2 separate regions of the Homo sapiens genome follow, and region 2 is linked to region 1. A link is a loop called in an ENCODE intact Hi-C map of the cell type or tissue named here. Cell type or tissue: Caco-2. All regions are shown on one strand.

Evidence for each region. Hi-C counts contacts between places; a loop is a spot of excess contacts. Peaks named below come from ENCODE experiments on the same cell type or tissue, not always from the same donor. Only the 100,000 strongest peaks of a DNase experiment are listed, where the experiment ranks them.
Region 2: a loop joins it to region 1, with 13 times the contacts of the local background. A loop is called at or near these places in 9 of 110 quality-filtered maps.

The regions. Positions count from the first base shown.
Region 1 is chr10:63,080,999-63,088,998 of GRCh38, reverse strand. No RefSeq gene overlaps it. Among named protein-coding and RNA genes, the nearest start is that of NRBF2, 48 kb to the left of the region's middle. In Caco-2, CTCF peaks have their summits at 4,672 and 4,896; a DNase peak (open chromatin) is centred at 4,938.
Region 2 is chr10:62,550,477-62,558,476 of GRCh38, reverse strand. No RefSeq gene overlaps it. Among named protein-coding and RNA genes, the nearest start is that of ZNF365, 180 kb to the right of the region's middle. In Caco-2, a CTCF peak has its summit at 3,626 (motif pointing left); a DNase peak (open chromatin) is centred at 3,626; H3K27me3 peaks cover 139 bases.

The DNA.
Region 1 (8,000 bases):
TTTAAAATGAATTAACATATGTAAAGTGTGATCTCTCACATATAGAAACCCCATAGGTGCCACTGCAGCTGGGCAGCTGTGGCAGGCCATTCAAAAAAAAAAAAAAAAGAAACTGCATATAAAGGTTAGCTGTTGAGGTATCCTTTTCTTATTTAGCCTTGCTTTTGAGATATTTACAAAAAGTGGTGCTGCCTGCCTCGTATGGTCACCATCATAATAGCTGAACGCAGTTATCAGGGGCTATGATGTGCAGTGTCCCTGCCAACCATGGTGTGACTGCCAGCACTGCTGACACCAGCCCTGCCAAAGGCGGAGACACAGGTGAAGCCTGTGACAAGGGCTCTACCTCTGGTTGCTTAAGCATCCCTCAGTGGAGTATCCCATTTCTATCAAAGCCACGTGAATTGATTCTGTGAGAGACTCGCCTCTCCCTCAGTGCTCCATGGAGGTGCTGGTGAATCTTCCTGATCATTCCAGAGGACAGCTGAAGGTGGAGATGCTGGTTACAAAGTTTCAGGAATGTTCAGGAAGTAGGAAATGATCGAGGTGAAGTAGAGTGTAGGTTTTATTTTTAAATAATGGAAAAAGGAAAAAAAACAATGATAGTATTTACTAGTGGCTATTATGGCTAAAAACAGAAATGATTATGGAAGACAACAAAGAACCTAAAGGAAATCATGTCAATCAATCGGACAGTATTTACTGTGCATCGACTTTGTGCCAGCATAGTGCTCTTGGTAAGCTCATCTTCATTTTTCATGTCATGGCTTGCATAGAAAATGATGATATTGCCAGGCGCAGTGGCTCATGCCTGTAATCCCAGCACTTTGGGAGGCCGAGGTGGGCGGATCACGAGGTCAGAAGATCGAGACCATCCTGGCCAACATGGTGAAACCCCGTCTCTACTAAAAATACAAAAATCAGCTGGGCGTGGTGGCACGCGCCTGTAGTCCCAGCTACTCGGGAAGCTGAGGCAGGAGAATCGCATGAACCAGGGAGGTGGAGGTTGCGGTGAATAGAGATCGCGCCACTGCATTCCAGCCTGGGCGACAGAGTGAAACTCTGTCTCAGAAAAAAAAATAAAAAATAAAAAAGAAAGAAAATGATGATATTGTATGGACTCTGGGGTAAACTGATAAAGCAGACCTGGCCAGAAACACCAATCAAGGGGCTCTCACGCAGACCGTGCCTGCCTATCCTGAGATCTGAGGGGGATCAGTAGCTCCATTTGCCTGTAACCCTTTTATGGCACAATAAATTGTTGTTGGGAAGTTCTTAGAAGAGATCAATAAGAGCCAGATAATTGACAAAAGTTTCATGGAGGTGAAGGGAGAATTTTGAAAGCTGGGCAGGCTGGAGGGATGGTATTGACAGGAAAAGATATTCCAGCGGAGGAAATAATATGACCCAAGGCAGGGTAACTGGGGTGGAGGCAAGGTCTACGTGGTTAAGGGGAGGGCTGGAAACAGCGGCAAATGGCAACAGAGAGTTGATGTTAAAATGTTGTGGGATTTATGCAGACGAGACCCAGAATAGAGAAAGCCTAGAAAACTAGAATATTCAGGCTCAGGGAAGAAGGTGGTAAATATATTTTTAACTTATTTTTTTGAGACGGAGTCTTGCTCTGTCGCCAGGCTGGAGTGCAGTGGTGTGATCTCTGCTCACTGCAACTACCACCTCCTGGGTTCAAGCGATTCTCCTGCCTCAGCCTCCCGGGTAGCTGGGATTACAGGTGCCCGCCACCACACCTGGCTAATTTTTGTATTTTTAGTAGAGACAGGTTTCACCATGTTGGCCAGGATGGTCTCTATCTCTTGACTTTGTGATCTGCCCACCTTGGCCTCCCAAAGTGCTGGGATTACAGGCATGAGCCACCATGCCTGGCCAGTAAATATTTTTTTAAAGTCTATGTGCTGGGGAGAATGAGGAAACAGACACCTCTGTACAATGCTGGTGCAGTGTAAAAGGCACAACTCTTTGGAGAAAATTTGGCAGTATCTAGCAAAATTACAAATGCACATGTTCTTTGACTCAGGATTCCACTTCAAGGAATTTATAGATACAGATAATGTACAAAGTTATTTACTATGCCAATCTTGTAATAATCAGGATTAGAAACAAGATTTGAAAACAACTTTTGAATGCCCACTAATAAGGGGTTCATTAAATAAAGTATGGTACATCCATATAATGGAATACTGTGTGGATATACAAAAATAATGAGAGCTGGGACAGGCATCTGTAATCCCATTCACCTGGGAGGCTGAAGTGGGAGGATCACTTAAGCCTAGGAGTTTGAATCCAGTCAGGGCAACAGAGTGAGACACCATTTCTAAAAGAAGATAAAGAAAAGAATTAAAGAGTGAGAGAGGTATATGTACTATATGCTTGCACAGATATTAAGTGGAAAAAGCAAGGCACAGAATACAACGTTTAGAATGCTCACAAGGGCACAAAAAGCAAGAGAAAGAAGGTGTGTGTGTGTGTTGTTTGTTTATGTATAAAATAAAGAATACATTAAAAAAACTAATAAGACTGGTTGTTTCTGAGTCAGGAAACTGGTTGCTAAGGGACAGAAGTGGGAGGAAAACTTTTTATAGCCGTATCTTCTTCTTCCAAAAATTTGAACTCATGTGGGTCTATTATGTATTTAAAAATTAAAACAATTAAAATAGAGAAAATCCCTTGGACTACTAAAAATAAAAAAAACAGCATTTGTTATCTTAGATGCCCTAGATGTGCGGGATACTTCTTTTTTTTCTTTGAGACAGAGTCTTGCTCTGTCACCCAGGCTGCAGTGCAGTGGTGTGAACTCAGCTCACTGCAACTTCCCTGTCCTGGGTTCAAGCGATTCTTCTGCCTCAGGCTCTGGAGTAGCTGGGATTACAGGCATTCGCCACCATGCCTGGCTAATTTTGTATTTTTAGTAAAGATGGGGTTTCACCATGTTGGTGAGGCTGGTCTTGAACTCCTGACCTCAGGCGATCCACCCACCTTGGCCTCCCAAAGTGCTGGGATTACAGGCGTGAGCCACTGCGCCCAGCCCTACTTCTTAAGAGAGAAAAAAAATTACCCCAGCTTATATCTTTTGAATTAGGCCTTTGTTTTTTCCACTTTTTATGAGTCTCCTGGATTTCTGCTTTCTTACTAAATATCACAGTAATAGTGACTTGCTTTCAGTTTAATTCAAAATCTTTTAACATCATATGAACTTAATTAACCATCTAAAAAGATTCCATTGTGCTTATTTTTACATGGATTTAAATGAATTTTGCTACTCAAGCCCCAGACTGAAACATGTTATGTATGGAAATCATAATTATTCATATCATTTAATACTGCCCATTTCATGTAGGTGTTCAATAAAGATTGAGCAATAATGCCATCCCCATGTATATTAGCAAATGTTCCTTTTAACCTTGGTGAAACTATTTTATTTTTTGGAGAGAAGGTCTCTTTCTGTTGCCTAGACTGGAGTGCAATGGCACAATCATGGCTCACTGCAGGCTCAACCTCCCAAACCCAAGCAATCCTCCCACTTCAGCCTCTCGAGTAGCTAGAACTACAGGCGCACACCACCACGCCCAGTAAATTTATTTTTGCAGAGGTGGGGTCACACTATGTTGCCTAGGCTGGTCCCGAACTCCTAGCTTCAAGTGATCCTCCCACCTTGGCCTCCCAAAGTGCTGGAATTACAGACGTGAGCCACTGCACCCAGCCAGAAACTAACCAGTCTTATACATTGTTTTCCTCCTTGAAAAAGAAGTTGAAAATTGCCAAATGCACATTTTCCCCTGTTCCATGTCCAGCCACACCCTGTCTGGACATAAAAATGTAACCTCAGATTCGAGTTTGTCATTGGTAAGTACTTCCAGACACTGGGAAGCAACTTCTTTCTGTTCTCTGATCCCTACCCCGACAAAAGAGATGAAAACTTTTAAGCTAAAGTTTTCAAATAGTTCTTATAAAGAAAGCTCAAATATTTTAAATCAATAATTGGTCAATAAAGCAGATGTTCCTGAAGTAATACTCTTTATACATACATGGTCTGATCCCTCTGTAACATAGGAAAAGGGAATTTTCTCATAAAGTAGTATGATACTCCACAGGAGGGCCCTGGTTAAATTCCATTATCAAGGATGGCTAGACACAGCTTGCATTCTTGTTGTAATAAATATTGCTTAAAATATTTAAACTTCTTTCTGGGCCATGGAATTTAGTGTTAAAAATAGTCATTCTTGTGAGAGTTGTAGCTGTGTTTTAAATGATTGTTACATTTGCTGTCATTGCATATTTCTGTTCACCCAGATTGTAAAATTTAGGTTCCTAAAGCAGGAACAAAACACTCTTTCGCACCAGCCTGCTATTAATTGGAAAGAAGACTGGGAGGTTCATGGGCCAAAGGGGACAAGATGAGTCATCTCTCCTTTCTACCAAAGGGTAGACCATAACTGGGGCTTTTGGAAAGTCAAAGGAGAGTTTTTAATGACCTAGAAATAACTTTTTAAAATTTCCACAATCATGGGTGCAAATAGGACTGAGCAACAGGAAAGCAAATAAGGAACTAGGACAGAGCAAAGATTTTCCTGGCATCTTTGACCACTGTCAATCACAATATAGGTTTTCAATGATGTTCTTTTTTAGCCAGTGAGACACACATTCTTATCTATAGCAACAGGACTATCACAGAACATGCTCTTATGGAACTAATGTAGCACATTGTGAAAATTACTCTGGCATGTGCCAAGAATCTGATTTTCCAGTTTTTGGCACTAAAGGCCTGATTCCCCACTCCGCTCCCCTCCTCCCACAGGGTGTCCTGAGCAAATGCTCTTTAAACACAACGACAGTAATAGGAGCTGTTGAACATTTGCTGTCCTGTTTTTGTGTAGTTTCTAAATACGTCCTCTAGGTGTCTTCAGTGACCAGCATTCGTGGATATTTTCGAGTACTTCTGCCAGCTGGCCGAGTGTGGGTTCAGTTTGTAAGAACAAGTTCTGCAATCACTTCTATAGAGCATTTTGATAAATTAGAATGAAGTATTTTGGGTAATAAGTACTTCTAAGTATTTAATAAACTTTTCACATTCATTTTAGGTAAAATACTGATTTTCTATTTCTGCAATGTTGACTACTCAGAAAACTTTCTCCTAATACAAATGGTTTAGGTTAAATTGTTTTTAAAAATGCCACTGGGGCTAAAGAAAGCACATTTTTCCCCCATTGTTCTGTATTATTATTATTATCATTAGTTGTTAGTATTTTGACACAGAGTTTCGCTCTTGTTGCCCAGGCTGGAGTGCAATGGCGCGATCTCCGCTCACTGCAACCTCCGCCCCTGGGTTCAAACAATTCTCCTGCCTCAGCCTCCCGAGTAGCTGGGATGACCGGCGCCCGCCACCACGCCCGGCTAATTTTTTGTATTTGTAGTAGAGACAAGGTTTCACCATGTTTGCCAGGGTGGTCTCAAACCCTTGACCTCGTGATCCACCCGCCTCGGCCTCCCAAAGAGCTAGGATTACAGGCATGAGCCACTGTGCCCAGCCTATTATTTAAAAAAATATATATATATTTCAATAGGTTTTTTGGGAACAGGTGGTGTTTGGTTACATGAATAAGTTCTTTAGTGGAGATTTCTGAGATTTTGGTGCAACTATCACCTGAGCAGTGTACACTGTACCCAGTGTGTATTCTTTTTTTTTGTTTGTTTTTTGAGATGGAGTTTCGCTCTTGTTGCCCAAGCTGGAGTGCAATGGCCCGATCTCTGCTCACTGCAACCTCTGCCTCCCGGGTTCAAGCGATTCTCCTACTTCAGCCTCCTGAGTGGATGGGATTACAGGCATGCACCACCACACCCGGCTAATTTTGTATTTTTAGTAGAGACAGGGTTTCTCCATGTGGATCAGGCTGGTCTCGAACTCCCGACCTCAGGTAATCTACCCGCCTCGGTCTTTCAAAGTGCTGGGATTACAGGTGTGAGCCACCACACCCAGCCCAATGTGTAGTGTTTTATACCTCACCCCACTCCCACCCTTTCCCCCAAGTCCCCAAAGTCCATTGTATCATTCTTTGTGTCCTCAGAACTTAGCTCCTATTTATGAGTGAGAACATACGATGTTTGGTTTTCCATTCCTGAGTTACTTCACTTAGAATAATGGTCTCCAATTCCATCCAGATTGCTTTGAATGGCATTATTTTGTTCCTTTTTATAGCTGAGTAGTATTCCATGGTATATATATATACACCATATTTTCTTTATCCACTTGTTGACTGATGGACATTTGGGCTGGTTCCATATTTTTGCAATTGCGAATTGTGCTGCTATAAACATGCGTGTGTAAGTATCTTTTTTGTGTAATTACTTATTTTCCTTTTGGTAGATATCCAGTAGTGGGCTTGCTGGATCAAATGGTAATTCTACTTTTAGTTCTTTAAGGAATCTCCACACTGTTTTCCATAGTGGTTTTACTAGTTTACCTTCCCACCAGCAGTGTAAAAGTGCTTCCTTTTCACCACATCCATGCCAACATCTACTATTTTTTTTTTTTATTAAGGCCATTCTTGTAGGAGTAAGGTGGTGTTGCATTACGGTTTTGATTTGCATTTCTCTTATCATTAGTGATGTTGACCATCTTTTCATATGTTTGCTGACCATTTGTATAAATTCTTTTGAGAATTGTCTATTCATGTCCTTAGCCCACTTTTTGATGGGATTGTTTTTTTCTTCCTGATTTGTTTGAGTTCCTTGTAGATTTGGATATTAGTCCTTTGTTAGATGTACAGATTGCAAAGATTAAGAATGCACATTTTTTAAAGGGGAGCAGCTTTATTGAAAAATGTGAATTGAATTTGTATTATGGAAATTAGAGTGGGCACAAAAGACAGAGTCCAAGAAGACTCTGCAATAGGCTTAAGTTGTCAGGCTCTGGGATCCAAATTGTAATCTGTTTTCCTTTATTATTCACATTTGGGCTTGGAGAGAATTCTAAAAATATATTCAGTGGGAGGATCTGTTGTGAGGAGGGGGCTGTAATGTGGGATTTGACACTGATAAATGTGGGTGGGGTCAATGTGCATGTGGCCAGGGAATTTTTGTTGTAGGCTAGAGGATCTGTTGACTCTATCTACCAGCTCCATGACCCTGGCCTAGAATACTGATGACCCAACAGAAGTGTGCAACATCTAAAGTGGCACTTTCAATATCTTAAGATTTACATTCAAATAAGTGAAATAATTAATTTTCAATTATAATTAAAAGATAATAATAAAGCATTGGATGAAATCATCTACCTTTATTCCTTTGTCCCTAGAACTACTCAATGTCAAAGCATTTCTTTTTTTAAGCTTTTTATTTGGAAATAGTTTCAAACTTACAAAAAAGTTGTAGAAGTAAAGATAGTTATAAGGAACATTCCTATACCTTTTAACAGAATTGACCTATTGTTAGCATTTACCCCACTTACTTTGTCATCTGAACTCTTTGGTCTCTTGCTCCTTCTCTTTCTTTCTTTCATCTTTCTTTCTTTCCTTCCTTCCTCCCTCCCTCCCTCCCCCCTCCCTCCCTCCCTCCCTCCCTCTCTTTCTTTCTTTCTTTCTTTCTTTCTTTCTTTCTTTCTTTCTTTCTTTCTTTCTTTCTTTCTTTCTTTCCTTCTTTCTTTCTTTTTCTTTCTCTTTTCTTTTTTTTAAGACAGAGTCTTGCTCTGTTGCCCAGGCTGGAGTGCAGTGGCATGATCTCAGCTCACTGCAACCTCCACATCCCAGGTTAAAGCAATTCTCCTACCTCAGCCTCCCGAGTAGCTGGGATTACAGGCACGCACCACCACCACGCCTGGCTCATTTTTGTATTTTTAGTAGAGGCCGGATTTCACCATGTTGGCCAGCCTGGTCTCAAACTCCTGGCCTCAAGTCATCTGTCTCCCTTGGCCTCCCAAAGTGCTGGGATTACAGGCATGAGCCACCATGCCCGGCCCTCTGTATTTTTTTCTGTACTATTTAATGGTA
Region 2 (8,000 bases), 530 kb after region 1:
GGAAAGAAAGGTTCTAGAGAACGCTTCAAAACTTAGAATTGAACAGTGGGAGAAGTAGGTAAGAAGGATGATCTGGATCTACAACACAGGTAGTCCTTTTTGATGTGTGTCTTAGTTAATTCGGGCTGCTATAACAAAAATACTACAGACTGGGTGGCTTAAACAACAAACATTTATTTCCCATCATTCAGGAAGGTGAAAGTCCCAGATCAAGACATCATCAGATTTGGTGTCTGATGAGGGCTGTCTTCCTGGTTCATAGACAGCAGTCTTCTTATTGTGTCTTCACATGTGGAAGGGGCAATAGAGCTGTCTGGGGTCTCTTTGATAATTGCACTAATCCCATACATGAGGGCTCTGTGTTCATGATCTATTACCTTTCAAATTTTCTACCTCCAAGTAGTATCTTATTGAGAATTAGATATTGGGGATTAAGTTTCAACATATGAATTTTGGAGGGACACATGCATTCATTCCACAGCATATGGTCAACCATCAGGACAACACAGGGCTAGCTATTGATCTATATTTGATCGTTTTTGTAACATTTATGTCCTTGGAAAAATAGCCATGATGTTGGACCTATTTCAGACCTGTGAAAATAAAAGAAAATAGTTGAAGTAATTGAGAGCCTGACTAATAAGATAAAAGATCTTGGAGAATTCAGAGATGTTTGGCTAATGGAGAGTTCAACAGCAGCCTTGCCTTCTACCTCTCCCATCCTGATTTTGCTGGGGAGCAGATGGGGTAAGAAGGGAACCTTCATGATGAAGGTCATGTGGTAGATAAGACACCCAATGGGAGGGAGAGGATTGTGTTGTTAGAAGTATTCTGAGTCACAAAAGGAGCTGATAAGTTAGCATCTATTCTTGACTCCCTCATCTCTGTTAGCTTCTTTTTTTATATATATATATAGTAGTTTTCGTATTTATTAGTGATTATTTTATGGATGAATGATTACTTTGGAAGTTGTAAAAAGGTGGTCTTCTAGGCTGGGCATGGTGGCTCACGCCTGTAATCCCAGCACTTTGGGAGGCTGAGGCAGGCAGATCACTTAAAGTCAGGAGTTCAAGACTAGTCTGGCCTACATGGTAAAAACCCCATCTCTACTAAAAATACAAAAATTAGCTGGGCTTTGTGGTGCGTGACTGTTGTCCCAGCTACTTGGGAGGCTGAGGCACGAGAATCTCTTGAACCCGGGAGGCAGAGGTTGCAGTGAGCCAAGATCACATGGCACTCCAGCCAGTGAGCACCATGGCACTCCAGCCTGGGTAACAGAGTGAGACCCAGTCTCAAATAAATAAATAAATAAATAAATAAATAAATAAATAAATAAGGTGGTCTTCTATGGTTCAAGTCAAAAGCCCTTTCTGCGAGTAGTGGAGACATGTGTCCTGAATGCCGCAGTTGTGACTCAGTGTTGGGGCAGAGATCTCCATGTAAGTCCACTTGGGAGTGGTCTCCATTAGCTTCTTTAGCACAAACCTGTTGGGTTTATCCTCCCCCAGCATCCACCTACACTTACTCTGGTAAAAATACAGTGGTTTATCCTTTAGGGAACTGACTGTACTCAAACTCTAAATTCTAAGTCTATGCGTTTCTGGTCATCTGACTCATCCCTCTGTCTCTGGAGGTAACTTCAATCAGAACTGGCCAATCCATGTATTGCTGCCTTTCAGTCACAATAATTGACTTTCAGGAGACAAGAGACCAAAGCCTAGCTAATAAAAGGAAATTCTGCATTTTTCGTAGGAGATGTTGGAAAGAGAAGCTCTCTTCCCATTTGACTGGAAGCTAGGAGGGTATAATCCTGGATCTGGGGGAGGCCTTGGATGGGGAACGTAGGTTTGTGAGCGGAGCCAAGGCAGAGGAAATCAGAGAGGAGATGAAGAGTTCTCAGGCCCTGAAGGCTGTTTGAGCCCATGTAGCCAATTTTGCAGGTCTTTCTGTTTCGTGAACTTTTGAGCTTAAGCCAGTTTGAATTGGGTTTCCATTCTGTCTGCTCTTTTTTGGTCTCTCATTTTTTGGTAACAGCTTGCCATTGTGGCTGATTTCCTCTGTAGATTTCCTCTCCTTATTTCATTATGTTAACGTTATTTTCTTGGTGTCTCTTTTTGTTTTCTGTTATAGAGTATGGATAGCAAGAAGGTGTTATGAGAGTGACTGTGCCCAGAGTAGGGTCTCTTGTTAGACCATTGGCCAGGAAACTGTCCTTGGGTTTTGGGGTTTTCAGGAGTGCGGAGGACCATACAGAAGGCAGGAAGGGAGCAGGTTCCTTTGTCCAAAGATATTAGTATGCACAACTTCAGTGGAGGAGTTCAGCATCTATGTTAACACACATTATGCAGCCTGCCAATATGGTATCCAGCGTAAGATATGCCATTGATGATAAATTGGAAAAATAGAAGAGTAGAGCGTGCTTAGAAAGAAAGGAAGATGGTAGAAGCATTTAGCAATTTTAGGGGGCAAGAATACCAGATTACATCAACAGTTCCTAGAACAACAAAAATAACAACAACCACAACAACAAATATCTATATCTATATATAATTAGAATTTATTATGTAAGCTAAATTAAATTTAACATATTATGTTTAAGAAAGCACAATATGCACAATATTTTTCAGTACTATTTTTATCCACTCTAATCCTGCAAAACTTTTTAAAGATTTGGCATAAAAAGAAATAAAATGTCACTTTTTTTTTGAGATGGAGTTTCGCTCTTGTTGCTCAGGCTGGAGTGCGATGGCGCAGTCTCAGCTCACTGCATCCTCCTCCTCCTGAGTTCAAGCGATTCTCCTGCCTCAGCCTCCTGAGTAGCTGGGATTACAGGCATGCACCATCACGCCTGGCTAATTTTTTATTTTTAGTAGAGATGGGGTTTCTCCATATTGGTCAGGCTGGTCTCAAACTCCCGACCTCAGGTGATCCACCTGCCTCAGCCTCCAAAAGTGCTGGGATTATAGGCGTGAGCCACTGTGCCCTGCGGGAAAATTTGCTTATATGCAACACCTCTTTCTCTGATAATGCCTAATAAATGAAAGATTACTGTATTGGATATGGTCCTGCCGAAAGGTAAGTTCTTCAAAAAGTCCCTCTGTGTGTTCTAAAGGTTCCAAGGAAAGTATTTCTCATATTTTGAAAGTAAATGCCATATCTAAAATGCAGATGCAGGACAAAAAGTAAAGCCCCTGGGTCACCAATACCATGGGATCAAATGCTAATGGCTAGAGTTCAGGGCAATAGTGGGATGTCCAGTACTGGTTGCCCAAGACTATGTCTTTCCTCTCTCAGCCAAAGAGCCCCTTTCCCATCTGAGTCTTATTAAGCAGTGTCCCCAAAGTCCAAACCCCAGGAAAGTGGGCCTCTGCGACATATCAAGAGAGATAGAGAGAGCAAGAGAGAAGGACATCTCACATCCTTCGACAGCTGGGTAAACGGCTGTCTATAGGGTCATAAAGGCCCTATTTAAAAACAAGGAAATGAAGAAGGGGCTAGCTCAGGCCCGCACAGAGAAAAAAGCTGAAGATGAGACTCAGAAATTCCCGGCTTGTGCAAATAGACCTGCTGCCTTTCATCAGGTCTTACTGCCAACCAGATGGTGACAGATTGAGGCTTTTAAAACACTCCAAGACAGATGGCATGCCAATCAGCACCACCTAGTGGAAGAGAAGGATTAATCCACTCCCAACATCTCAACACTCTTGCAGGATTGTTGATTCACTCAACAAAAGACTTGTGAGAGCTGGGTCTTCATTAGGTGCCCCACGAGACAGACTGGAAAGTTACAGGGAATAGAAATGGATACGCCAAGAGCTGAAATATTCTGGCCTATGGAATGTTCCAGAGATGTGGGGAGGGAGAACTGAAATGGTTTAACATCATCAACTATCGCTGGGACTTAAATTTATAAAATTAGGAGGCATATATTCTAAAGGATTTAGGGAAAGTGTGTTTTACATTTTAAGGTAGAAGTCATATTTAAAATGCAATCTCATGAGAAGAAAAGGAGAGAAGGTGGAGAGGTTGCCAGGGATTCCCTGGGTTTGGCTCTGCCCATTTTCCTCCATCCAGTGGCCATTTGTATTCAGCCAGTAAAAGGGAGGCCAGGAGAATGTGTTGATGAACAAGTGTTCAGTGTGTGTGGGAGCTAATATAGCAACTTCCTGCTGAAAATTGTGCCCCAACCTTTAACACAGAACCAAAAAACCTGTGATTCCTGCCTATACCTCTCTTAATTGCAGTAGGCAGATTGGAAAAAAAAATTATAACTGGAATAATTACAAACTACTCCTTTGTCCCACATACTGTTAAGATGGACTGATTTGACATATGCTTTTGAACTCCCAAGAACATATGTACAATTAAGACTTTTAGGGGCAAATGAGTGGAACCCCAACCTCTGACCAGGCCAGGAAGGAAGAGCTTATTGGAAGGTTTATAGGCATGTTTTATCTGATTAAAGAAATAGTTGAATAATCAAACTGTGAAAGTGGAAGAGGTGCCTTTGGATTTCAGGAACAATGGGAACCAGGGATTTGAACAGTACCTGGGTTTTTTGCCTCCTTGTCTCTGGTGTCTCTATGGGTCAGTATCGTTTTTTCTCCCAGTGAACCAGCCTTTCATTTGTGGTAGGAGGCGTGACCACTGATACTGTCCAAATCTCTCCTTTCACAGCCCCTGCCACCTGAAAGAGTCTGGCCCTCTTTCCTCAGCCCTGATTTTTTAAATTCCATGGATGGGCTGATTGGCCTGGCTGAGAGGCTCATGGGATGCCTTGCTAATAATGTTGCAGATGTCCTACAGAATATGAAACAATGGTACATTGGAGACACCACCTCAACCTCCTATCAGACCTCACACCAGCCAAATGAGGAATCTTACTTCATTTAAGGGTTCTATCCTAAACACCTTCTACAGACCCTTGACCACCCAGAATTCAGCAGGAATGGGTAACTTGCCAAGGATCACTGAAAGTGCCTGCATGGAACAAAGATAAGATGCTGAAGGTCCAGTCCACACCCGTATTCACAATGGAGCACAAGATAGTTCTAAACATAAGAATGTTGGCCTAGAACTGAACAGCATCTTCATGTTCCATGTTTGTTGGGCTAAAAAGGCAGAAAGTATTTCAACCTGGGCTTTTTCTACCAGGAGAGTAGTAGAGGAAATGGAATTATACCTATGCCCAGGTTCCTCGGGTGGTGAGAGGGGATATGTTTGGAAGGATGTCACAAGATTGGGTTTGAGAACAGCAAACCTAGGATTTCCTGTGGCTGTATGTCCTTCCATTAGTCATGTCTCATCCACAGCACATTACTACTTTGAGCTTTTGTCCATTTTGCCTGGAAATTGGATGAAATTTCCCCTTTGCCTTAAACTGTAAGTCTGGACACTTTTGCAACCAAATTAAGTCCAACTTGGGTCAAACAGTTCTTGACAGTGATAACGAGTGGAAACAATAGATTCAGTCTTCAAATGGTTGAATTAGTGTGTTCTTGTCCTAGTTTTCAGGTAATGTAGGTAACTGGCCCTGAAAATCAATCTAATATAAGATAGCATTCTAAATTGTGAGTATGATTTGTTAGAGTATAAAAGACTCTGGGACCATGTCAATTTTCTCCTTTTTATTTAATTCAGATGAGGATTTCTTAGTCAGTAATTGCAGTGAACCCAGAAGAAGGGGTGATGGTGAGAGGAGGCGAGATAAATTAAGGAATAATGCATAAGAGCCCAAAGTATGGATAACTAATTTCACAATCATTGTGAATAGTTATTTTATGCAAAAAGTAATAAATGAGATTTAAATGGCAGCTCATACAAGAATTGAAAAGGCATTAACGCAAAGATAAAGACATTTCATCTTTGGTAGAAACGTTATTAAATCAATAGGGTGATAAAATGAAATAAAACAGAGGGGATTATCAGCAGAAGGGGTCTTCAAGGGAAGTGGGGCAGGTTACATTCAGGACACTTAATGAAGCCAACAGTCCACCAAAATGAAATTCTGTCTTGGAAGGGATTATAGTTAGTGTACATGCGATGAAGAGGTGGAATCAGGGATTCAAGTATGGATTAAATCACCTAAAAGAACAATGTTGGTTGTTGCTGCAATTAAATGTTTCAAGCCCTGATTTTTGTCTGTCAAATGATTTATTTTTGATACCAAAGAGCAGAATTTTCAATTCACCAGTTGGTACTAAAACCAGTATGACCATTTAAAAAATAACTGCAAAATAATTCAGTCAACTCTTTGAACATATAAATTCATAAACCTACCACAGTATTAAAGATAATAGAACTTCTCCCTTTGGGGCAATGGACATTCATATTTTGACCTGGGACACCCTGAAACTTCATTTCCTCTTCATCAGAACTTGGTATGTGCCTAGTGTGGAGAAGCTTTGTTATGGAATAACCTGTTTTTGAGTCCCTTGTGAGGATGCTGAGGAGAATGTTCAGTGAGGGACTGAGAGTACCTGGATAATGGGAACACATATAAAAGAAGACAAAAGAGAAACGCTGCCTCAGGAGGGTAAGATAGGGGTCGTTGCATCTACATTAAAACTTTTTTGTTAATTATTCATCAAATATGTACTTGAAATATGTATGTGATAGACTCTAGAGACAGAAATATAAAAAGATACACCAGCATTTTCTCTGCCCTCTAGGACCTCAAAAACTTATGGAGGATCAATTCACTTCACCTCTGTATTAGTCAGGGATTCTTTGATTGCAAGAAACAGAAAGCCACTCAAGCCTCTTAAGCAAAGGGAATCAGAAGAATTAAGAATACTGAAAATGGGGCCATCCCCAAATCTCCTTTTCTATCCCTATCTCTTCCTGACCTTATTCCTTTGTTTAAAGGTTGACCAGTAATTGCTTTCCCAACATTGGAGCCTCAGCTTTTGAAACTATTGGACTTTACAGTTATAGCACGTGCTGATGACTTAGTCTCTTGGGGCCCAATTTTAAATCAATGAGAAAGAAGCTCTGATAGACACAATTTAAGTCAGGTATCCATTCTTGCATTCAGCAAATATTTACTGAGCACCTAGTGTGTGCTAGGCATTATTCAAGGCCTTGGACTCCCACAGTGGACAAAACAATGTCTATAACTTCATGGTGCTGATATTTGGGGTCGGGATGGGTGGGGTGCAGCCCAGACAAGAAAGATCTACATTTATAATACAAGCTCAGGGATAATAAGTGTTATGTAAAGATGGGTGGGAAGTAGAGAGTGTCAGAGAGATGCTATTTTAGAAAGATATTCTGACCAAACATTGTTGAGGAGGTAAAAGTTGAGCAGAGGTCTTAAGGAAGCAAGAGAGCAGGCCATGAGAATATGTGGGCAAGAGCATTCTAAGTGAAGGGCCAGCAAGGGCATAAGCCCTGAAATGTGCCCAGCTGGAAGTGGAAGATCCCTGAGACTGAAGCACGGAAAGCAAGAGGGAGAGTGACCTGAAAGGAGGTCCTAGGTGGAGCCAGAACACAACCATATAGACCATGCTGAAGACTTGGGGAGCCAGGATGGAGATTTGAGCAGCAAGAGCCATGACCTGACTTTTATTATAAAATAAAGTTCGCCCAAAGTCATCCAGCCAGTAAATGTCAGACCAGGATTGAAGTGCAAGCAGTCTGGTTGCAGAGCCCAGGCTCTTAGCCACCACTTAACTCCCTCCCATGATGATGTTGTGTCTCACAGAAAGGTTTTCATGAAGGTGTTCAAACACTCTGAAGGCTCGTCCATGCTTTCAAATACATTGGACTTACAACCTGGAGGCAATGATAGAATTTGGTTTTACATAGCAGTTGGGGTCCATTTCGCACTCAAAACACACATGCATCTTTGCTATGACCACTCCGTTTATTTAATTCATCATTGAAAGTCCTGGTTTAAGCTGCCAACTATTTTTAGTATTATTCACAAGAGATTTTTGCCCATCTCTTATCACTCAGTCATCTTCATTCTATCTTCTACAAATCAACATGTGGATTAC